Regions from separate parts of the Homo sapiens genome. Here region 2 is linked to region 1. Evidence: chromatin loops called from intact Hi-C (ENCODE). Cell type or tissue: heart right ventricle. All regions are shown on one strand. Each heading gives the region's core, and the rest is flanking DNA. Links, peaks and the distances in the headings are about the cores only. Region 1 overlaps DTNA (dystrobrevin alpha). Region 2 has its middle 110 kb from the start of DTNA.

The links. Peaks named below come from ENCODE experiments on the same cell type or tissue, not always from the same donor. Only the 100,000 strongest peaks of a DNase experiment are listed, where the experiment ranks them.
Region 2: a loop joins it to region 1, with 3 times the contacts of the local background. A loop is called at or near these places in 45 of 110 quality-filtered maps.

What each region holds. Positions count from the first base shown.
Region 1 is chr18:34,782,387-34,794,905 of GRCh38, forward strand. It overlaps DTNA (dystrobrevin alpha), which reads left to right. Exons shown (of 23, transcript NM_001386795.1): 4 at 11,651-11,864. Among named protein-coding and RNA genes, the nearest start is that of DTNA-AS1, 21 kb to the left of the region's middle. In heart right ventricle, for the core only: CTCF peaks have their summits at 5,766 (motif pointing left) and 5,970; no DNase peak of the experiment used is centred there.
Region 2 is chr18:34,590,700-34,603,218 of GRCh38, forward strand. It overlaps a transcript of DTNA not described here. Among named protein-coding and RNA genes, the nearest start is that of DTNA, 110 kb to the right of the region's middle. In heart right ventricle, for the core only: a CTCF peak has its summit at 5,105 (motif pointing right); a DNase peak (open chromatin) is centred at 2,442; H3K4me3 peaks cover 3,773 bases; H3K27ac peaks cover 4,419 bases.

The DNA.
Region 1 (12,519 bases), core at 2,146-10,145:
TAAGTGGAATTTATAATTCCAATTATGGAATGATATAAAACATTCAGGAAAAAACTTGTTTATTAATAACTATGGAAAATATGTAGTGTCATAAATGGTCCAATAGATATGTGAAGTGCTCTGGGAGCAACAAAAGGGAGAAAGTAATCCTACCTGAGGGTATAAGAATGAGCATCCTCAGGGACATGGCATGTGAGTGGTACCTTGAGGGATGGTGATTGTAGGGCACACCTGGTGGAGGGAGCAGGCTAAGTAAAGGCACATACAAGAAAGCCAAGGGAATGTCCTGGAATTTATGAAGTCCAGTGTGGCTAGAGCATAGGACTCTTGGAAGAAGCTGGAGAATAGTGGGAGATGGGACTACAGACTAGTAGACTGAGGTCCAAACACTGATTTTCATGCTTAGCCTGTTGGGTTTTACTCAATAGGCAATGGAGAACGGCATGGCCAGAGCAGAACCTTATAATATTTCTTAGGATAGACAGAAAGAGACAGAAAGTGGAGGTGAGTAGGAGGCTTGCTTCTAAGTAGAAGGCTTTTACAAGCCTAGATTAGGGCACTAGAATGTAGGGAATGATAAGACCACATTAAAGATGTGAGCTCTAAAAGCCCTTTATAAAATGACTGTCCACAGGAGAAATAAGATACAAGATTTTCTTGCTTCTAAAGTGATTAATATTCTGAATAAAGTTAAACACTGGCAATGAGAAATTAGTTATCATTCAGATCTGTCTTTTCATTTACCTTCTCTTATTATTTTTGTAATCCTTGGTATAATACTTTAAAAATAATGGGCTTAATAAATCCTTGTTCAATTGAATGTTTTTAGATTTAATTTATAGTGTGACAGCTACTGAGTCAACAATTTTCATACCTCACTTTGAATAACGATTCTGGTCTGCAGACACAATTTAAGGAATACTGAATACCTTTTCCTAATAGGCAATGGATGTACTACCAGGGCCTGTGAAGATTGGCATGATATTCAATTTGATTTTACACCAAAAATATGTTGTAGACCTTTTCATGAAGGTTTATTACATCATCTTAACCAGGAAATTAAAGTGAAACTAAAATGTTATCTCTGTAAGACATGATGCTTCTCTCTAAGGATCCTTAGCAAAGAGAACTACCTTGGAGATAAAAGCATGCTTTCAGAGCCAGAAAGACGTTGAGATTGGAAGCATAAAAACGCCTAGTGAGCTACTCAGCTGTTGTTTGGGTTCACATTTTATAAAGGTATAGCTCATGCTCACTAATGGAAAACAAATCTGAAGATTGTGCCTTTAGTAACATTTTCTTTCTGATTTCAATGTTTGGTTAATGTGGGTGATGGCGGATAGCTTCAGTGTAATCACATAAAAATGTATCTATTGACCCTGGAAAAGCATACCATTTAATTGAGTCCTTCTTCCCTAAAAGATTTTTAAATACCATTTTCTCATGATAAGAGGCCTGAACAAGGGCATAAAAATAAATTATTTATTTTAGAGCTCTTAACAACTAGGTAATTTGCACCTGGCTTTCTTGGCCACAGTGCTCCCAGGAAATTCCTCTGAATCAAAGGAGCATCTCTATTCTTCCTGTCTCTTGTCTAACTCCATTCTTTAAGTTGTGCTCCATAGCAGTGGTTCTCAAACTTTATTGTCTAACAAAATCATCTAAGAAGCTGATTATACCTAGGGATGCCCTGGCCACACTCTAGACCTATGGATTCAAACTCGATAGTTTGAGACCCACTTATGGCTCTAAAGAACAGCCCGGGTTTCCACCACCATACCTCTTAGCTTTAGATGGGGCTCTGAATTAACTCACATAGTAGTCTGAAAATGAAATTAAACATTTAACTTTAGGAGATTCAAATCTTTAATAAAATATAAAAACAAAGATATTCCCTCATTGAAAAATTAAGAGTGTTATATACTGGGCAGTATAAATGAATAGTTATAGACCCTGCTTTCCTCTAAGCTCCAACACAAATTTCTCTGGTTCTAGGTCAATATAAAATCTAAATGCACCATCATCGTTCTTTGCTCTGTGCCATTGCTCACTGAACCCACTTCTTCCTGGAATATCCTTCCCTCCTTATCCCCATCTATGCACTTTCTGCTGTGTTTTAGGAATCAACTTGAGCCTTACCTCCTCTTCCAAATCTTTACATAGTTTCCAGCCCATAAAGCATTCCTGTATTTTGAGCTCCTGTAGCACTTTTCTTTTTAATCTGCACTGTGGATGTGGGCTTTGGATAACACAGTGTCTTGTGGTGATCTTCAGTTAGGTCATCTGAGTGTGTCTTTCCCCATGAGACTTACAATCTTTTTTGTAGTCAGGCTCTCATATTTTGTTAAATCACCAATAACATCAACCATAATGCATTGTAGAGCCTTAAAAATGCTGGTTGGATTTAATTTCTTTGAAACTATTATGGAATCTAGCTGCTTGTTCCATTTCCCAACTCTGTGTGTATATGCATATGGCAATCTTTCTCCATATGTTACAGCCTGCATGTATGATTGATGCATGGCAACTAGTGATACACTGAAATATTCTTTTTTTTTTTTTTTTGAGATGGAGTCTTGCTCTGTCGCCCAGGCTGGAGTGCAGTGGTGCGATCTTGGCCCGGTTTCACACCATTCTCCTGCCTCAGCCTCCCGAGTAGCTGGGACTATAGGCGCCCACCACCACGCCCAGCTAATTTTTGTATTTTTAGTAGAGACAGGGTTTCACCGTGTTAGCCAGGATGGTCTCAATCTCCTGACCTCATGATCCGCCCTCCTCAGCCTCCCAAAGTGCCAGGATTATAGGCGTGAGCCACCACACCGGCCCCTGAAATATTTGATTTGAAATTGAACTAAACTCGTAATCACTGTGATACAGTCTCTCATGGATTTATAACATCATTTCATCCACTAAAGGGAAAACAAACCTCAAGTTATAGAAGAAAGCTCATATTAAGGGACAAATATATTTATACCAGACAGAGTGAGGCAAAGAATTGAAAGAATTTTTGTGAGTGGAAAATTTTTATAATTCTACCTGAATATGAGAGTAAATTTTAATGCCTCTCTGTTTGCTCTCAAAAATAAGAATAATGCCTAAAATTTATATAGTACTTTATATTTTACTCTTTTCCCATGTACATTTTCACTGTTCCTCAGAACTCTATCAGAAAGGATATTATTATTCCCATTGTACAAATGAAGAAACACTTGAATCCCAGTGTCTCAGTTCATGTTTCTCTATAAGAGAATATAAATAGTATGTATATATAAATGTCAAATCCCATTGTATACCTCTGAATATATACAATTTTTATATGCCAATTGAATATTTTGAAATCTAAAAGGAGAGAAAATAGATTATTATTGCATGCTCAATGCACTTATTTAATATCTCTATCTCCTCCCTCTCCGACACACATGTAAGTTCTGTGTGATTAGGGACCTATTTTGTACACTCCAATTCTAGAAACCAGAACAGCACTGCAACACAATAAGGACTGAATAAACACTTATTGTATGAGAGAAGTTATAAGACTAAGATGGAAGACTACAAAATGCAGCCAGTGAGCAGCTTAGGGTAATGAGTCTCAGGAACCTAGTGTCACTCCTGACATTCTCAAGGGGCTAAGTTCCTCTCCCTACCTCCTCACACCCCAGTTCTGTGAAGCCTGGCCCACATGTGAGCTCCTTAAAAGCAATTTTTTCTTAAAGTCTACTTGGTGCTTAGAATACTGAATGAAACTTTCCATTTGAGAGTTGTCGTAGGAACAAGACAATGCTTATATGCGTGTTCATCTGTTCATTCTAAGGACATTGGAACTTTGTTTGATAACTAAAAGAATGAGTCTCCATAATTAACTTTTCTACAAGCTAGCAAATGTATTTTAAGAATCTGCTATATGAAAGAACATAATATGGCACTTCAAACCCGGTGTGTAAACTAATCAGAAATACTACCTGAACTTTGTTCTTGTACTCTGAAGAGTGTAATTGCAATGGAAATTCATGCCGGGAATATTGCACTGAAGGTCAGGAAATTTACATCTAGGGAGGGGAGAACTGAATGCATTTTCAGGAGAAACTATTTATCTTTGTTGCTATGGGGATTCCTGCATATATCTGCATATCTCAAAGAGGGGAAAACAAGTCATAACAGAAACCTCAGACACCAGTCACCCTCACTTTAAGCACGGAGGGCAGGGTGGAGATTGAGGGAGCATGCGCATGGATATACACACACACACACAAAACCACACACAACACTGTCTACGCACAAGAAGATATATGTATTCCCAATAGCAGATCAACAGATTATATCCAATTTCCAGCATAACTACAATTTCCTGTTCTCCTAATTAAAGCACATCATAATGCAATGAGTGACCTTCTTAGGGATTAAGCCTCAAACCCTTCTAAAATAATATGTATATATATCCTTATACAAATCACTGTTAAACTGCATAAATTAATTTATGGTAATCAGCTTCTTGCAATACACCTCACAACCTACGAAGACATTTCAGGCTGTCTTGATGCCAAAGGACTGAGAACTACTGACTTCAAGAAGCGCTTCTTATACTTAAATGTGAATACAAACTGCCTAGATATGTTGTTAAAATGCAGATTACGATTTTCTAGGTCTGTGTGGGAGCCTAAGAGATGCAGCATTTCTAAATAGCCTGTGTTTTGTTACTACAAGTGTGATGTTGGACCACCAGTATCACCAGGAATCCATTTTACATCCTTGCAGGTGATTCCATTGTGAAGCCACAGTTAAGGATCACTATTCCATAATGACTAAAGCTAAGTCACTATAATTGTCTACTGACCTTTCTCAGCTGCAAGCCCTTTGAAAACCTTCTAAAAGTTTATAATCAGTGGTTGTCAGAATCACCTGGAGAGTTTTGTCAAAACCCTTTTCCACTCTTTTATATTTTGGACTCAGGAGGTGGTAGAGTCTGGGTTTGAGAATTTTGAGATCATCAAATGCTTTAGAAAAAGAACATCATGCTTAGATTCAGAAACTTGGACCCAGCCTCAGGGATTCAAGAAAGGCTGGCCCTGGATAAATCATAAAATAGACTAAATCTTGAAGTTGTCTTTTTGATATTTTTCTCCCCCATATTTTATCTAACTTATATGATTCTACTATTTCTAATAAAGTTTATGACATCAGCCATCTCTATCTAGATATAACTAGGTTTGTCATTTTAGCACTTTTCCTACGGATGCTTGGATTTAAGTCATCTCTGTGAATGAAGGACTCCATCTCCCATTAAAATAGTGCAAGATGTCAGAAAACACATTAAAAATATCTCTTGAGATAAACAAACTCTCCTTTACCCATCTGCAACTCTCCCCCCAACACCCGAACCTAGCCCTTTTCTACCTGAGATTGCCTGGATTTATAGAAAACCATTGAAGCTTTGTCTATTTCCATTTATGTATGTAAAGACAAATCTTAGGTCTTAATAATTAATGCCTGAAATCAACACTATTATCGTTACTTTTAAGATTCCATGAAGAACTAAATATTAGGTTAAGAATGCATTTTGTCTATTCTCGATGTGGTTATTGTTAACTAAGGAATTTCGTTATGCAAACCGTTGCCTTTCCTAGTATATTAATGTAAAATATATGCAACTGTATAGATGAGGGAATTCCTCCTATCTCCTGTGCCTAGTAGCAGGTGCTCTATTAATGGACGACTGGTTTGATAGCTATTTAGTAAAATGCGCGCAGTGCCATCTAGTGGTTCATAGTCATTATTACACAACCTAAATGTCATCTAAAATGATTTAACTAGCACAGCAGTAAGCAACATATTTATACAACTGTCAGACTTTTAAAACAAACTTCTTAATAACTTCTTAATGAATCTCAACTTAGCATTTCTCAGTGTCACTATTTAAATAAACAAAAGGCTTATGTTACTTAAATTTCTCAATAACTAATGTATACTGAATGCTTATTATACAATGCTTATTATAAGCACTATGTGGAGTGCTTTATGTGAAGTATCTCATTTGACCCCCCCAAAACAACAATGTAGTAGAGAAAATAGTATTGTCCTCATTTTACAGGCGAGGAAACTGAAACCTAAGGAAGTTAAGTGACTTGCCCAAGGTCATAGGGACAGTCAGTAGGGGACCCCAGCCACTGCCCCGGTTCCTGCACCTTCTGCACTATGCTTACACCTCCCAAGGTAGTCGCCAATGAAATAAAGTTTCCATGAAACCTTTGTGAAAGATAGCCTCCTCACCAGGTTTCTAATGACCCGATATGGTAAAATCAACTTAAACTCCACTAACTCAAAATTTATGACAACAAAACTAAGTGTCTGCTTTTGTGGCTGCAATGCACTTTGTGATTCTTTTACTTCACCCACATAATACGTCATCAAGATTATGGGTTGATTAATTTATTGAAATTGGGATACTTGGCTAAAATTTAGTTTTGGACTCACAGATCTTATAAATTAGTAGTAGAATAGTATGGCTTTAGATCAGAGTGTATTTAGTTATTTTATCACAAATAGCTCATTTCTTGATCATCTATTATGTAAATACACGTTCTCTTTTAATCTCACTATAACTGCCTCTGGATGGCATTCGTTTCCTCATTTTAAAAAAGGAATAATACAATGTATAAACAAAATATTATTACATTTTATTTTTATTAATAAAATTTGCCCAGTTTTGCAGTTATTTCCAGAGCCAGGAATGAAACCTTAATCTCTGTGGCTGCAAAATCTGAATTCTTTCCACTATGCCACCACTGGAAAATAAGGGGTACAATGTGCGTGACTGCAGTTTTTTCTGCATAGTACCACCTTGTAGACAAAAATACCACCATCCCTTACTGGAACTAAAACAATATGCTCCAACTACTTCCCACTGTGTGCCTGTCCGTCTCCGCTCCTTTCTTCCCTTAAAGTCAGAAATGACATTTTTAAGCTGCATTCCTGATCATGTTGCTGTCCTACTTAAAACCCATGTCTTCATACTCAGCATAAAGAGCCAAATCCTTATTGTAGTTATGGTGCTCCTGCAACCTTATCTTGTTCTGGCCCAATCAAGACCATATCGTAATCCCATTTTATACCTAGCATGCTATATGTCACAGTATGTCACTATTTCTGATCACCCGTTTGTGTGATTGTGTGAGTCATGTCTGTATTCCCACCAGACTGTTAGCTCCCATAGGCAGGAACCACATCTATATTGTTTGTATTGAGTCCTCACAATCTACCATAGTGTTTGCATATAATTATGAAAACTAGTTTTACTTAAATCATTTTTAATTATCTATTCTCACAGTTAGCCAGAATTATTTTATTTTTCATGAAATATTTTTCTTTTACGTTCCTTATATTAGGACCTTCAATATGTAAGCACATAAATGCAGCATATTTATGTTTAATAACTTTCATATAATTTCTAGGTATTTGATTATAATAATAAACAACTATTGTCTCCTACATGACATGCCCTATTCCAAGTGTTTTACAGGCATTATTTTATTCAGCTGTCATAGTAATCATCCGAAAGTAGATGCTATTTTCAGTTCCACTTTTCTAACATGAAGATTCAGAGAAGTTAATTAGACTGACAGTATACCTAGGATTCAAACCAGTGTCTCTGTGATTCTTCATGACTATGCCTTATTGCATTTTAGAAAGCAAATGCATCCTTAGAAAACCCTGTTTCACTGTTGAGTCATTTCTTTGTCATTCTCTCATTTAGTCAAAAGACATTTACCAAGTTCCTATGTGTAAGGATGTGTAAGGCAGTGTGAGGGGCACTAGGGGTGTGAACAGTTATCACAATAGACACAGCCTTGTCCTGTGCCACATGCAACGCAGAATGGGAAACAGACAAACTGTTGGTCTACACAAGAGTGCCCACTACATGCTGTGATGGGGAAGGACAGAGCTCTAAGGTGGTGCATGCAAGGGGTATAAAACCCGGAGACAGGGTTTCTGATCCAGCCCAGAAAGATATCCTTGAGGAAGTAATGTTGACGCCAAGGTATAGTAGATGAGATGTAGATGAGAAGTACACAGGGGCTAGATGAAAAAAGAAAAGAAAGAAAAAAAACTTCAATCCTTGTTTAGATTTCAAATTAATGGGAAGTTATTAAAGGACTTTAAGCAGCATACTATATATATATATATATATTTTTTTTTTTTTTTTTTTTTTGAGACGGAGTCTCGCTCTGTTGCCCAGGTTGGAGTGCAGTGGCGCAATCTTGGCTCACTGCAAGCTCCGCCTCCCGGCTTCACGCCATTCTCCAAGCAGCATACAATTTTAAGCAGCATACAAGTGATATGTCAAATTACGGTTTAGAAATCACACTCTGGCTGCAGTGAGTAGAAAGGGAGTACAGAAAGAATGAAAAAAGAACTGACTCAGCCAAACAGTAAGCGTGATAGCATTGGGTAACGAAATTGGGTGGTGGCAATAAAGGTTCATGGAAATGGTGGGATTACAGTGATGTTTAGGAGATATACAGTCCATAGGACTAGGTCATTGATAGAACCCAGAAAGTAAATCTCCCTGGAGGGAGAATAGGCAGCGGGAGGATGGTGGCATTCACCAAGGAAGGGAATCCCAGAGCCGGCAAGGGGAGAGATGAGTATGGGCTGCTCACCCTGAGGCTGAAGTACCCAAAGAACCCTTACATGGGCATGCCTATGTGGGAACCCTTATGTGGGCCACTCCTGTGGTCACTCCCATGGGCCTGGATAATTCCACCACTGGGAATTCTAAAAGGGTTTCCTATTCCTTACAATGGCTCGTCAAGAGAAATTTAAGCATCCAGATTCCCTCCCTTTGCCAACAGCCATTTAGCTTTCTTGACATATACCCATCTCCCTCCCATGCTCAAGTTCCCAGTCCATGCTCCTCTCCCCAGATGTCTGTTCCACATCATCCACAACCAGGAACTAGGTGAGGATAGGTCACAGGGACCAAGCAGGACGACAGGCTGGATGTCATCAGCACTGCTTTCTTTGCATCCTGCACCCAGACACATCCTGATGACTAGATCCAGAAGATTCACAGATCAAATCTATAGGGAGTAATTAGAGGAATCCCAGCTCTTCCCAACTAGAATTTAAATAAATAAATAAATTTAGTTTATAAATGCCATTTCCCTGGGAGTGTTTTGCTTGCTAGATAGAAGAGTTGGATAAATAACACCAAGAAATACAAATAATTTCCTTGTTGATTAATTCTTGATATACAGAAAAGCTTGCAAATTTGAAATCACTTAAATCTGAATTTTTCCAAAACTAATAAATATTTATTTTAGTTGGTATGTGATTTGTACTCATCTGCTCCAAATCAGAGATATATTGCAATATATTTTTCTTTTGACATGACTCACATTATTTACTTGTTCATCTATAATGCATTGTCTGCTAGGTACCAGGAACTACCACTTTTTACTCTATGCATTTTTCCATTTTAGGAATGCCAGCCCCATTTCATAGATGAAGGAAGTGAGACTCTAAGTCTTAGAGGTCATGCACTTGTCGTAGAAGAGCCAGATTTGCAACCTAGGTCTTTGGACTCCAAGTCCAGTGCTCCTTGAGCACAGGTATCTTCCCTTCATAACATAAAACATTATTTTGAGTAATTGTTAAAATTAACAGCAAAAATCCAAGTAAAGGACACAGTAACGGTTCTATGTAACCTGTTGTTTTTTTTTTTTTAGTTTAAGGATTTGCATAATCTACTCATCTCTTGGATCTCAATGTGCACACAAAGTTAGTTATGAGAACCATACTTTAGGTTTTTGTTTTTCTTTATGCCTAATTTGAAAATAAGAATGTCTGAACAGATTGCTCTCTCTCTCTTAGGGTTCTGTGGTTACAGATCCTGCAGTTAAACCTAGCCTGGGAAAAGGGTCTGACTTCAAAAGACTGTTGGCTAGTTGGCTCATTTGTTATTATAATGGAAGAAATTGGTGACAAGTTCTCCTATACCAAAAGTCAGAAACCATAGATCTGTTCTGAAAAGCAAAAGTAAGAGAGAAGTCAAGAAAAAAGTCACATAGCTCAATTCATAGTAGAAGCTGATGTTAGTTTTGCTTATTAGGTATATAGCCAGGAGAGAGCAATGAGGTAGAAGACAAAAAAATAGGGAGCTGTTAGTGAAAAAATATATATACAGTGCATATTTCTCAAAAACGGAAACTGTTATATTTCATTGAGAATAAACAAAATATTTATTTGCAAATGCAAAAGCATAATGAAAAGTCAACCTTAAATGGTGAAGATGTGGAGGAACTGGAACTCTCGTACACTGCTGATGGGAATGTAAGATGGTTCAACTACTTTTGGAAAATACTTTGGAACTTTCTTTAAAAATTAAACATACACTTACTGTGAAACCCAGCCTTTTCATTTCTAAGTATTTACTTAATATTTTTAATGATTTTAATATTTTGAATCCCTCATTGTCTAAGAGAAATGGAAGCCACATATCTATACAAAGACTTGTACGTGATTGTTCATAGCAATTTTATTCATAAACAAAAACTGAAAAACAACCCAAATGTTCATCAACAAGTGAGTTGATAACCAAATTGTGATATATCCATATAATGGAATACTACTCAGCAATAAAAAAGAGAAAACTATTGATACTTTCAGCAATACATGTATGAATTTCAAAACAGTTAACACTAAGTAAAAGAATCCAGACCCAAAAAAGAGTGTTTACCATATACTTACAGTTATTAAGAACTGAAGTTTGCAACAGAAAGCAAATCAATAGTTGCCTGGAACAGGGAATGAGGATGGATTGCAGAGGAGCATGAGAAAACTTTTGAGGGTGAGGACGTGTTCTTTATCTTGGTCGTGATCATGGTTTCTGGGATCTCATAACAAGACCTCAGGGCAAATAGGGAAGAAAACAGAAACAGCTTTCTTGACTACCCTAGTGAAAGTAACCATGACTTAAATCAGCTGGTAATAATGTAGCCAAGAAACTTCTTGTTCTTGACCAGCCTAGTTCAGTGATGTGTGACTTAGTTCTGCTGCTGCTGCAGTGTATACATAACTTTTCCTTTTTACCTTGTCTTCCTGCCTACCTTAACTTTCTTTTTTTTTCTTGTTTCCAACAGCATACTACTAAAAAACACATAAATAAATGAAAACATTTTAAATACTCAAATATAATTTGGACATCCTTTCAAACACTAGAATTTAAATGTTGGCCTTTTCTTTTTGAGGGGGCAGGGTGTGCAATGGGGAAATAACTTTTAAACCGATAGACTTGGATCTGAATGCTAGTCTTGCCATTGACTCCTCTTCTACTTTTGCATTTGTCAGTTCAGTTTCCAGATCCTCAGTTATCTTATGTGTAACACAGGGATAATAGCTGTATTTCAAGAGTGATTGTGAAGATTGGAAATAACTATCTATTGTGGTGGTCAGTAAATCATTTGCTTGCTATTATGTAATGCACATCAAGTCTTAGAGATAATGCACAGCCTATGTTCATTTACTTATGTTGACCCCCTGCAACAGCTGCACACATGTGAGATACCTAGAAAAAAACAGGACAGAGGGTCATGTAAACTGATGTATTTGCCTTCCATTACTTTGGGCTGATGTGTTAACTCTGCTTTAATTGTAGTGCACCTGGTGGACATATGGAATGTCATAGAAGCATTGCGGGAAAATGCTCTGAACAACCTGGACCCAAACACTGAACTCAACGTGTCCCGCTTAGAGGCTGTGCTCTCCACTATTTTTTACCAGCTCAACAAACGGATGCCAACCACTCACCAAATCCATGTGGAGCAGTCCATCAGCCTCCTCCTTAACTTCCTGCTTGCAGCGTTTGATCCGTAAGCACCCTCTGAATGTCTGTTCCTCTCTACATGTTTGGCTTTCACTTCCTGTCTTACTTGGTCTTTTTCCCAAACAATTTTATATCTCTCTCTTTTTTTTTTTACTCTCTTTTTTCTTACAGTGGATGCTTATGTCAGTAAAGTCTCCATGTGTTTAATATAAATTTTAAATCCTGTGAAAAAGACTAGAGAGTAAAATGGTGCCAGAGGAACTTGAGGACAATTGTATTTTATGTGCTGACCTTTAGTTATCTCATCCCATGCTTCCTGGAAGCTGTGGATGCTTGAGAGGATTGCCTGTGGTGCGATTTAATGAAGCGTGAAGTGGGAGGATCTTTTTAACTCTCTTCTTTGCAAATTGTTTAAGACAGTGTTTCTGAGGTGTCCTAACAAGGCCCTACAGCAAACAAGAAAGAAATTGAAAAGGGTTTCTTGACTATCCCAGTCAAAGTAACTATGACTTGCGTTAAATGGACTGGTCAATTTAAGTGTTTCGATCATAAAATAAGGGGATGCTGTCCACAGACCACAACTGAAGCTCAGCTTCATTTTTGTATAATTTTCCCTTTTAGAATCAGAGAATTTCAGGGCTGGCTGAGATCTTAAAGGCTGTTCGTCCACATATCTCATTTTACAGATGAAGGAAATGAAG
Region 2 (12,519 bases), core at 1,711-9,710, 190 kb before region 1:
ATGCCCAGTTTTCTTTGGAAGCAAGCCCTAGAAGCTGTTTTTCTGATCTAATCCTAATTCTCACATTAGTGCTTATGAAAGAGGAAAACAACATTTACTCACGATAAAGACTGAGTTCTAGCCATTATAAATCTTATCAATTGCCTTGTGAAGGTTAGGGGGAAAAAGAAGGAAAAAAATGATTGTACTCACTCACACTTGCATCTGGACTAATGTTCCTATTCCCGTTGTTGAGTGTTCTGAGATTTCTAAGACTGGCACAAATGGAAATAGCAGCAGAGATAAAGTTGGGAACCTTAGGAGATATCTGACTGATGAATGTTGCACTATAAAGAGTGGCCAGTAACAGTTCGATAAGGAAAATTATTATAGTTTACTCATTACTGGGAAATATTAGCAAACCTAAACATTTCATTTTTTTTTCTATTTTTCTTATAAGCCACCAAGATTGGTAGAAGTGCTCTTAACAAATATTTGCCACGTTAATATTTAGAATCACACACATGCATACATACATACATAAGATGTATAATGATTTTTTGGCTTCAGTAAAGGTACTTGGTACATAATATACATTCTATATAATATTTTGGTTAATTGCCTGAAAAGAAGCGTATTTTTCCCAAGACAAATACAAAACATATTTATCTAAGATGTAGGCCAACAAATAACCATTTTCCATAGGTTAAGATATACACTTGCACATGAGCAGTTCTTCAGTTTCAACAACCATTTTTTGAGTATCAGTTATGTGCTAGTGCTCACTCTGAGATACAACAGAGGTGAACAGAGCAGCTGAATGTGAACCATTGATGGCCGCACGTCTGTCCACCCTTCTTAGTTCATTTGTGTTTTGGCACCATCCATTAGCCTTGGGAAGGCGTGTTTTTGACAGAGGGATAAAGAAACACAGTGACAGAAATGTGTACTTTCTGGACTATTGCTTTATTTCTTCCCATTTATTTGTGAAGTCATTAGAATGCCCGTCTATCAGCATTACATAGAGCCTGCAGTTTCCCTAAGAAACTGTCAACTTTGGGGACAAAAATAAGGAAAGTTTCTTACTCCTCTGTTTCTATCTTTTGATCTTTTTAAAAGACATCTAGTAACAAAGTTAGGCTAAAAGGCTAAAAGCTGGTAAGCCACCAATCTATATGGGGCATCAAAATATCACTAAAATAGGCTAGTAATATGATGCCAATTAATCAAGTTTTCCCTCATGGTTTCTTAAGATGGTATTGCCCTAGATATGATAAAATATAACCCAAAATAGAAGATTCAAAACCATCAACAAACAAAAACAGAAAGCTTGCTTTCTGGCATCTACGTTTTGCCGTTGAATATTTTTGAGATGTCCACATAAGTTCCAAGGAGCAGCTGCAGCCACACCACCACCCTGAGCCCAGCCAGCTGACAGTTGCCTAGAGTTGGCAGCCACAGCTAGCTGAAATTTGGAAACCCCCAAATGCTTAGGGTTGAGATGTGTCCAATTACCAAAATTATAAAGCCTTCATTAGGCTTTTGAAGAAGTTGTGTGGTCTGTAGAATTGCATGTTTTGAACATAAAGAGGTTAGTTATTTTCAGAGGCAGGAGATCTTTTGGCCCCAGTGACCACTAAATATTAATAAATATTAAACACAAGTTAATTAATGGTGATTTAAAGGGACCCCATGTTGTTAATTCATGTCAGTCTCTATTTGATGAAATGTATCTTTTTCTTTGTTTCCATTCACTCAATTTCTCTTCTTTTAGATATACACTTGTATAACACACACACACACACACACACACACACACACACACACATTTTGTTTTCCAGTCCGCACTCAAGTTTTGCAAGACAGTCCTGAAAAAGAAGTTTCAGTGGGGAGATAGAAGTGTTTTTTGCACTCTCTCCTGTTTGGTTGAAATCAGTTTTTCCACAATTCTTACAACAAGTTTTTCTCTAACAGAAAATGCACAGATTGAACAGTTGCCCTCCAAAACACTGGCAAGCAGGCGGCATGATGATTTCCTCTTCTAACGGATCCCAACTCATTTACTAAGACTCATTCAACTTTTAACAAAAAATTTGTCATTTCTCTTTCTTACTACAGCCATTGCCATCCTCTGTAAAATTACATGTGGACATTAAAACTTAAATGCTGTCCTACAATGAAAATATTTTTAATGCCCTCCTCAAAGTTAAGAAAAAAAATTTACTATTTGTATTTTGTGTACCTGGGAAGTTATTCATGCTGAGTAACAGTACAAAACTTGAGCTGCCTTGCTTTCTGCTTCCAGGAATGCCAATCAGAGAACATTCTTTTTCAGGCAGCCAAGTTTGGAAGTCAGTTGGTTTCTGGCAGTGAGTAGGGGGAGGGGATGGCAGGGGAAGCATAGTGAGTCCTCGGGCTGATGTTCAGCTTCCAAGTGTTTCCGTAATATCCGTCAATGAAAGCATCTCCTTTTACCCACGTAGAGACAGGTAAAAAGACAGCTGAGTAAATCAGCATTAGATGTAACAGCGGAAGCTCAGTCAGAGGGAGCGGGGAGGGAGGGCGCATGAAAGCCTGCCATTGGCGAGCTTACCAAAGGCATCTGCCAGTGGGACTTCAATGGAATGTGAAACCAAATCATTTTCAAGTTAAAGATAGACACAGTACACACCAGGATCTAGAGGCTGGATTTCATACTCATAGCTCTCCCTAGAATTTCAGAGAGTTCTGTTATGATCTCTGTTGTAATTACCAATTTGGTTCAAGTTTGTTCTTTAAATGAATATGCTTAGAATTCACATATGTTCTGGATGTACTGGAATTAAAAGGATTTAAGAGATCATGGTGTGCATGTTCTAGGGTAAGTGAAAAGATTGGTTTTTAAAGTGCATCGCTTTTCTGGGATGCTTAATATTGAATTTTTCTTTTTATCTGTGTGAATGAAAAGGTCAAGATTTTTCAGTGTTGTAGCTTGCTTACCTTTCTTAAGATACTTGGTATTTTACATTTTGTGCAGCAGAAAGAGGATTTTTGCTTAGTTTTGAAATTTACATTGCAAGTCTGTAACTTCAGTTTTGACTTTATCCTTATTTGTTTTTCCCTCTATTCTTCTCTTAAGCACTATGAGTTTACTGAGTTACAATCTCAATAGTTTTATGTCACAACACAGACTGAATGCTACTGTGTCTATTATGCCATTGGATGAAACTATATTATTGTGAGATGGAGTTCAGTTTCCCCTGCATGTTACTAAGTCACTTCCCAATTTGAGAAACAAAAAAAGGAAAAAGGAGAGGAAAGGTGCTCTAAAGGTGGCTTAAACTGCGTAAGGAGCCTTTAGAAGATATTCTACTTTTTAAAAAGCAACTGAGAAAAAAAATAGGCACTTTTCAGGAAGAGAAGAATTAATAGAAGTTATTTTTTAGTGTTATCTCATTAATTCCAAGCAGGTTCCCCTCCTTCAGGAAAAAAAAAAAAGCTGAAATTTGCTAAGTGGATGGAGGCGTTCTGATTTTACAGAGCTTGAGAGAAGACAAGGGAGAGGAAGAGTTGTCTGATTTTGCTATTGTCGCACTGTTTTAGGACTTCAAACTTCTTCTTGAAAAGAATGACAAACTTTAGTTCTCTTCATGTTTTGCCCATGTATAGGTTTTGTTTCTTGTTTTGTCAAATGACCTCTCCCTCTGCTCTTAGAGACAGCTCTTCCAAACTTGCACAGCATTCCTTCTGAATAAATACTGTCCATAATAGTCACAGAGTACATGGTGTGAATTGGAAATTCTACTTTATATGGGGAAAATAAATCTGCTGACGCTGTTATTACAGAGTGCACAGATGAACAGTTGTTAAATGTAACTGGCCAGTTTTTTGTCTTGTCAAATAGACCAGATTCTAATGAACTAAGTTGGCTAAACTAGGTACAAACAATGAAGGGCTTCTTATGGATTTTTCATTCAACTTTGATGAGAATAAGTAATACACTGTGTCACTCTTCTAAAATGAAAAATGGGCATTATATTGATAAAGTCATTTGATTTTACAACTACTGAGTAATCTAGTGAGGCCAAGCAAATGTGAAGTTGGCAGAGCTCAGTTCTGATGCCCCTTTCCTCCTTTCTCTGTCCAATTTTCCCTCCCTCTCAGTCCTCCTTATCCCTCCAGACCCCTGATGAATATGACTACTCAGCGCCCCCGTTTTCTTGTCAAGCAAGACCTATACTCAAGAAAGAATCTGACTTAAGAGAGTTTTAAAGTCAATGTACTAAGTCCCCCAGTAATATTTGCTTTTCAGTGTAAATATCTGACCTTGTGACAGTTTAGACAATTTGTTAAATGATAGTTAACCTTGGGTAATACTTATAATTAACCCCTTTAGGTTGCAAGCAATTGCAATTAATTTTCATTTCCCCATAATCATGTGTTAACTTTGTAAATTTTCTGTGGTCATACTGGGTGCCTTGTGACATTGTATTACCAGTTGTGTACTGAATGGTTGACAATAAGAATGAACCTGGCAGAAATCACAGGTGCTTCCAAGAAGTTTGTGAATGCATGCACCTGGGTGCTCACCATACACTCAGGTACACACAGTAACACATGTAGGCATACCTTTTATGTAACTAATATGTTTTTTATTGAATTATAAAATAAATGAAAATATGTTAGGCTTACCAGTGTGGGATTTGGGTTTTTTTTCAGTGTGTCAAAAAAAAACACAAAAAAGAACACAAAATGTAAAATTCTAAAATGAAGAATGTTAAACTATGTGGCCAAATAGTGTTGACAGAAAAAGAGACAAATATTTCTCTGCTACTATTATATCACTTTTATAGTTTCTAATTCTTGTATAAAATTGTCAATCTTAGCTTTTATTCTTTTGAACATCCTAAGTGTAGTTTTATAATCTATTTCTGATAATTATAGTATCTCAAGTGTTACTGGATTTGTTTCTATTATTACTCTTCCTGCTAGTTCTCATTCATGGTGTCTTAATTTCTTGGTTGCTTGGATATCTTTGACTCTATGCTGGAAATGTATTTTTAAAATTACATTATAATTAAAGATCGTAAGAGTAAGTTGAGATCTAAGTGATAATGTTTTCCTCCAGAGAAGACTTTGGTTTGCTTCTGCCAGGCACCTGGGGGCGATATCAGACCAGAATCATCTTAGACAAAGTACAACTCCTGATGTTCCCTGAATCACCTCTGTGACAAGAAGGCTGCAAATCAGTGAGAGGAATGGTAGGTTCACTCCTCCCCTAAAGGAGAGTATGACCTTTCATGACACCAGCATAAAGCTGGGTTAGTTAATTAAAGCCCCACCTGAGGGCCAAGGACTTTGACTTTTCTATGAAGCACAGAAAGCTACTTGAAGTGTAAAGCTAGATTCTCAGATCTTTTTTCCTGATAGTCATATGCCCAAGGGCTTTTAAAAGTGACCTCACCTCTCTGATTTCTGATCTTCTCCTAAGTTTTCATATGCCAAATCTTCACCATCTTACTAAAGGCTCTTTGCTGTTTTTTGTTTGGTTGGTTGGTTTTTTGTTTTGTTTTGTTTTGTTTTATTCTGTTGCCCAGGCTAGAGTGCAGTGACATGACGCGATTGATCTCCACTCACTGCAACCTCTGCCTCTTGGGTTCAAGTGATTCTCGTACCTTGGCCTCCCAAGTAGCTGGGATTACAGGCACATGCCACCATGCTTGGTTAATTTTTGTATTTTTAGTAGAGTCGGGTTTTCAACATGTTGGCCAGGCTCATCTCGAACTCCTGGCCTCAAGTGATCCACCTGCCTCAGCTTCCCAAAGTGCTGGGATTACAGGCATGAGCTACCATGCCCAGCCTCTTTACTGTTTTTATATCTCAAATATCTTTATTACATCAGGTAATACATACAAATATCTTATTACATCGGGTATATCAGTCCAGATTCTCTCATTACTGTTACCAGAAATGGAAATTCATCCTACTGCTATTATAGTTGTTTCTTTTTACACTCTTCGTTCTAGAGAACATATCAAAGTTTGCTGATATCATTAATGATTTCAGATAACTTTTCTGATTTTATTTTTTAGTTGTGACCTGATATATTCAAACTTTTTGGAGAAAATTGCATATGCATGCTGATTGAAAGATTCATGTTTTCTGACTTTATTTGAGCTGTCAACACCACCTAACAGTTCTTTTTTTTAATTATACGCAAGTTGTGGGATACATGTGCAGAACGTGCAGGTTTGTTACATAGGGATACATGTGCCATGGTGGTTTGCTGCACCCGTCAACCCGTCATCTACATCACGTATTTCTCCTAATGCTATCCCTCCCCTAGCCCCCAATTCCCTGACAGGCCCCAGTGTGTGATGTTCCCCTCCCTGTGCCCATATATTCTCATTGTTCAACTCCCACTTATGAATGAGAACGTGTGGTGTTCGGTTTTCTGTTCCTGTGTTAGTTTGCTGGGAATGATGGTTTCCAGCTTCATCCATGTCCCTGCAAAGGACATGAACACATTCTTTTTTATGGCTGTGCAGTATTATTTGTCCCTAGCTGGCCCCTTTCCTTGGCAATTTCTTTAACCTCTAATCCATCCCACAAGCATCCTTCACTCTCAGAAGTTGATTTTGACTCTTTCTGGTTTCTCTTGGCCTATATCCAGTACTAAGACATTTAAAAAATCTTCTTAAATCCCGTGCTTTCCATTCTCTCTGCAGTTGCTCTACTTCAGGTCTTCATCATTTAACTTGGCTATTATATGGTCTTCCAGTTGTTCTCCTGTCTCTAAGCTCCATCCACACCCTCACCCTGCCACTACATACACACTTGCTGAAACCAACATACCCATCTTCTAAAAACTATAGACTTCAATTAATTGCTCCCCTACTTAAAAATCTTTAGTGATTCATGACTCCCTTCAAAATAAAGCTTAGTGTCCTTAGTATGTCTTAAAAGGTCCATCACAAAGCCTCGATCTGTTTCTCAAACATTGACTCCACTGCTTCACTGGTTATCACCAACACTTCAATCACATACAATGGCTGCCTCCACAATATGCCGTATACTATTTTAGCTCTGTGCTAGTCTACCTTTCCCCACCGCCCCCCGCCCCCCCAGAATGCCTATTGCTTCTCTCCTTTGTGGGAAAACCCCACTTTTCCTTTAGGGTTGACCTCATAAGTCACCTTCACTGTACTTTCTGTACTTTCTTTTTAAGTGTATAGCTCACCCACTGTTCTGGGAGTCCCTAATGCTGTGGCTTGTGTCTTACTCGCTTTTTTATTCTCAGTCACTGACACACAGGAACCACTCAAAAAAATGTTTAAGAAATGAACAGATGACTATTCAGAAGAAGTTTGTTTCTGAGGAATTTGTTTTGTTAATATATTCTTTTCCATTCTAAACATCATTTTTTCTTTTGACCTTAGACTCTTTGTCTAGAATAATGATCATTAGTAATCCTGTATGTCAAGTGGAGTCAGTAAAAACATGTTTATTTGGCTGTTGTCACTGTCTTGGGGAAAGGGAATTCTCTATTTTCTTTCTTTCTTTTTTTTTTTTTTACCAAATGTGATGTATAACTTGATTGTGACAACAAGAGAGTAGAAATTTAAGTATGGTGAGTCAGCTGTTTATTATCAGAGAGATTCATAATCAAAAGAGTCATAGAGTGGGAAAACTGACATATTTCAACAAATCTAGTCCAGAATGTTAAATAGCACAATGGGAAAATGTCAATGAGGCACAACTAAATGAAAATTATCTCATTGCATACAACCTCAATTTCAACCATTAGAAAACACTGGGTTGTTTTCAAATCACAGTGTGGTGCTACAAAGAAAGCAGTTGAGTGTTTATGTAATACAATATTGTGAAAGCTTGTGGAAAACTTTTCTTAAAATTTTTAAGGCCTTGGCCAGGCGCATTGGTTCACGCCTGTAATTGAGCACTTTGGGAGGCCGAGACGGGTGGATCACGAGGTCAGGAGATTGAGACCATCCTGGCTAACACGGTGAAACCCCATCTCTACTAAAAATACAAAAAAAAATTAGCCAGGTGTGGTGGTGGGCACCTGTAGTCCCAGCTACTTGGGAGGCTGAGGCAGGAGAATGGCATGAACCTGGGAGGTGGAGCTTGCAGTGAGCCGAGATCGCGCCACTGCACTCCAGTCTGGGTGACAGAGCGAGACTCCATCTCAAAAAAAAAATTTAAGGCCTTGAAGTGCAATTTGAATATCATCTTTCTAAAAGCCTATGCTAAGCAAAGAAAAACTGTATTTGTTTATTAAACATTGAATATAGTTGATGGGAACCAGAGGAAGAGGAAATATAACTTATTAATTCCAAGGATGTTTAATTAATTTTATACTCTTTGGACCACTTATAAACTTTTTACACATTTATTGTGAGGCTTTGATACGCCAACTTCTGAGATTTAGATAAATAAGAAACTTGGCTTATATTATTTCTCATACAGGACACTCCTACCTTCACAAAGAGAAAAGCCCCAGTATGGGTGGGGCTTCAGAATGTATCTTCAGAAAATGTATCTTCAGAAAACATCTTTGAATTTAATGAAATGTTCAAACTCAGTGTTTGAGATCCCAGAATTCTTCATCGCAAAATATGAAAATATGATATTGGCCTTTCTTTTTTGCCTCATCTATAAAAGAACTCTAAACTAGCTCTTGAATAATGGCTGATTTCTAATCATAACTTCCAAACAGCTGAACTCATTTTTCTCATTAATTCAATAATTTGAACTCCTACCTTTTGTTCTAACTGTGTAGACAATGAAATTACTTATTCACCCCCTTCACCGGACACTGGTACTGAAGGATATCATGTTAAAACAATGAATTTAATTAACAATTTTTTTCTTTTTTGTTGTTGAAAAGGGAAAACAAAACCCTCAAACCTGAAAAATTCCATATCCCTTCATTTTACTTTTTCTTATTACAGAAGCAATGTAGGAAAATCATGACTTTACCTGTTTTTGGTTGTCGTTGTTTTGTTTTCTTGTTGTTTCTTTTTTGAGACAAAGTCTTGCTCTGTCGCCCAGGCTAGAGTACAGCTGTCAGCTCACTGCAGCCTCTACCTCCTGGGTTCAAGCAATTCTCCTGCCGCAGCCTCCCAAGTAGCTGGGATTACAGGCACCCGCCACCACGCCTAGCTAATTTTTTGTATTTTTAGTAGAGACAGGCTTTCATCATGTTGGCCAGGCTGATTCGAACTCCTGACCTCAAGCGATCTGCTTGCCTCAGCCTTCCAAAGTGCTGGGATTACAGGTGTGAGCCACCGTGTCCAGCCAACAAATTTCTTTATGTATCTTTCATTGATATTTTAAATGTATTTGTCTTAATCTCCACACATATTTAAAAAGTCATTTTGCCTTTCTCAACAACTAGTATTTTCTTCTCAGAAAGCTAAGTTAGAGGATAGTCTTGAGATTCTTAAAAAATCTCTTGTTTAGGAGATACTTATGTAACAGAAGAGCTTAAAGAGAGCTGAATAAATTCTGAAAAAAAGTTAAGTCAAATGTGTATTTTTTATTACATATTTAATTAAATCTTAATATAAAATAGAAACACATTTATTTGCATAAATAAAACTGGACTTGGCATTTTTGCAAAATAAAAATGATGTAAAGATGACTCAGACACTCTGAATCATGAAAGTTTTGTAAACCTCTAAGTATTTTAAAAAGAGCAATAGAGTTACTTTAATTATTTTTCTTTTTAAGTCTCAGTTTATTTTTTGTACTCATTCCTATATAGTGTGATAGTTCACACATTTATAGATGCTGAAACAATGAATTCACTGAATTAATCACAGTTCAGGAATACAGATGCCTTAATTAGTTTTTTACAAGATATAATTTTGAATGAAATTTATCTTCCAATGCATATGAACTTCCAGGTCTTAGATTGTTCATTTCTACATATTTGAAGAATCATGTTTACTAACCAAAAGATATTTAACACCTCAGATAAATGTAGCAATTCTTCCCAGATGCATCCAATGTTTGAAGTTATTTTGTAGGTAAGAGACATTTATTTTACATATGATAAAACTAAGATGTAGACATATGAAGTGTTCCAGATATACTATGGGTGGTTTCCTCAGGTAACAAACAACTCTCAATTTCAGTGACATATAGAAACCAGGTTTCCTTCTCACTTATACAATTTAGCCACCACAGATTAGCTGAAGGTTCTTCTCTACACAGCTGTTTTCACCTGGAAATGACCCATTTTCCTTATACTCACATTCCCTTAGCCAAAGCATGCCATGTGGCCACACCTAACTTCAGTTGGATGGGAAGTATAATATGATCCTACCATTGGCCTAGAACAGGTGAGCCCCAGTACTGGGGCTTAGCCCAGGAGGGTTTTTGGCTTTGCCTAGGGCAGGAAAGAATTCAAGGGCAAGCCAGTGGTGTTAGACAGCAACTTTTACTGAAGTGGCAGTGTACAGCAGCAGCAGAGGTACTGCTCCTTGCAGAGCAGGGCTACCCCATAGAGTGTCCAGAGTAGCAGCTGAGAGGCAGTTTTGTGGTCATATTTATATCTTTAATTATAAGCAAATTAAGGGGTGATTTATGCAGAAATTTTTAGGAGAAAGGTAACTTCTAGGTCACTGGTCATTGCTATGGAAAGGGGTTGTAACTTTTGGGTGTTGCCATAGCAATGGGGAACTGACATGGCATACTGCTAAGCATGTCTTATGGAAAGCTGTTTCCATACTGGCCCTGTTTTAGCTAGTCCTCAACTCCTTCCAGTGTCTGAGCCCAGCGTCTGGAGTCAAGTCCCTCCTCCTACCTCACCATGTGCTTAGAAAGAGAAAGGACTGGAATATTTATGTAGAGCTCTGAGGAATTTCTACACTATTGGATAATAGGCAGCCTAAAACTCCCTTAGTAACACAGATTTAGACTTAAAGTCATATATATCTGTGAACAGGTCCATACTTGGTAAATGTACGCCACCTGCGATCTGATACTAATGTCTATTGCCTGTTTACATCTTTTGGCTCTTATCTCCACTGAGACTTTTCAGCTGTCTAAATCTTTACCATTTCCATGTCTGTGACCTTTTCTGTCCAGCTTCTCCACCACTATGGAATTCTAGGATTTTACCTATCCTTACACTTACCACTCAGGGAGTCCTGCCCATAAACAGTTTTGGGAAGTGTAAGGAGACTCCGTTGGGGCAATTCCTACAGAATGCAGAAAGTAAATGTGAAATCTTAATGCTTTCTCCTCTCTAGGAACTGCTCATATGTAGTACAGAAATGGAGAAAAAGGAAATTGAATACAATTCTAATCCTCAGCCCCCACTTTAATCAGTAGACAGAGTAAAAGGCCTAGGCTCAGGGAATATGGCACAGAGGAATGGTGATGTATATTATATATTAGAAATACATAGTCTCGAATAGCATTTATATTATTGGTACTCTACCCTTTGCTTAGCATTTAGTTTTAAGCACTAACTATAATCGATAAAACTCAGGAATTCAAAGATTGAGACACTTAAGAGTTGAAAATTTTTAAGCCAATATTTTAAGGTCCTTTGAATTGTCATTTAAATCAGCAAATCCAATTTGTGTCCTTGGAAGCCAATAATTTTAGGAAATATTATGTGTGTATTGTGGGGAGGGCTGGGATAAGAATCTTGGATCAAATGAATTTGGAACATGCTGTATACCGTATCCCTTTCTTGGAGATTTAGGTAAACATTTGCATTAAGAATGCATAAAAGTTCTACACTAAAGGGATATGTTTGACTTTCTTTAACCCAGTGTTTTCCAGTGTAATTTGACTATGGAACTTTATAATTATAGATAGATACATAGATAGATAGAGATATATCACATTTCAACACCACAAAACACACTTTGGTAATTCTGGTTGCAAGAACCTCTAAGGCTGAGTGGTGCGGTGGCTCATGTCTGTAATCCCAGCACATGGGAGGATCATCAGGCCAGGAGTTCAAGACCAGCCTGGGAAATGTAGTGAGAGCCTGTCTCTACAAAAAAAAACAAACAAACAAACAAAAAAAGAGGCCCGGCGTGGTGGCTCATACCTGTAATCCCAGCACTTTGGGAGGCCGCCGGATCAGGAGACCAGGAGTTCGAGAACAGCCTGGCCACATAGTGAAACCCCGTCTCTACTAAAAATAAAAAAATCAGCCGGGCGTGGTGGCAGGCACCTGTAATGCTAGCTACTGAGGAGACTGAGGCAGGAGAATCGCCTGAACCGGTGAGGCAGAGGTTGCAGTGAACCGAGATCACGCCATTGTACTCCAGCCCGGGCGACAGTGTGAGACTCCCTCTCAAAAAAAAAATACAAAATAAAAAATAAATTTAATTTAATTTAATTTTAAAAAAGAAAGAAAGAAAGAAATTTAGCTGAGCGTGGTGGTGTGTGCCTGTAGTTCCAATCAGGAGACTGAGGAAGAAGGAACACCTGAGCCCAGGAGTTTGAGGCAGTAGTGTTTGTGCCACTGCTCCCCAGCCTGGGCAGCAGAGTGAGACCCTGTCTCTAAAAGAA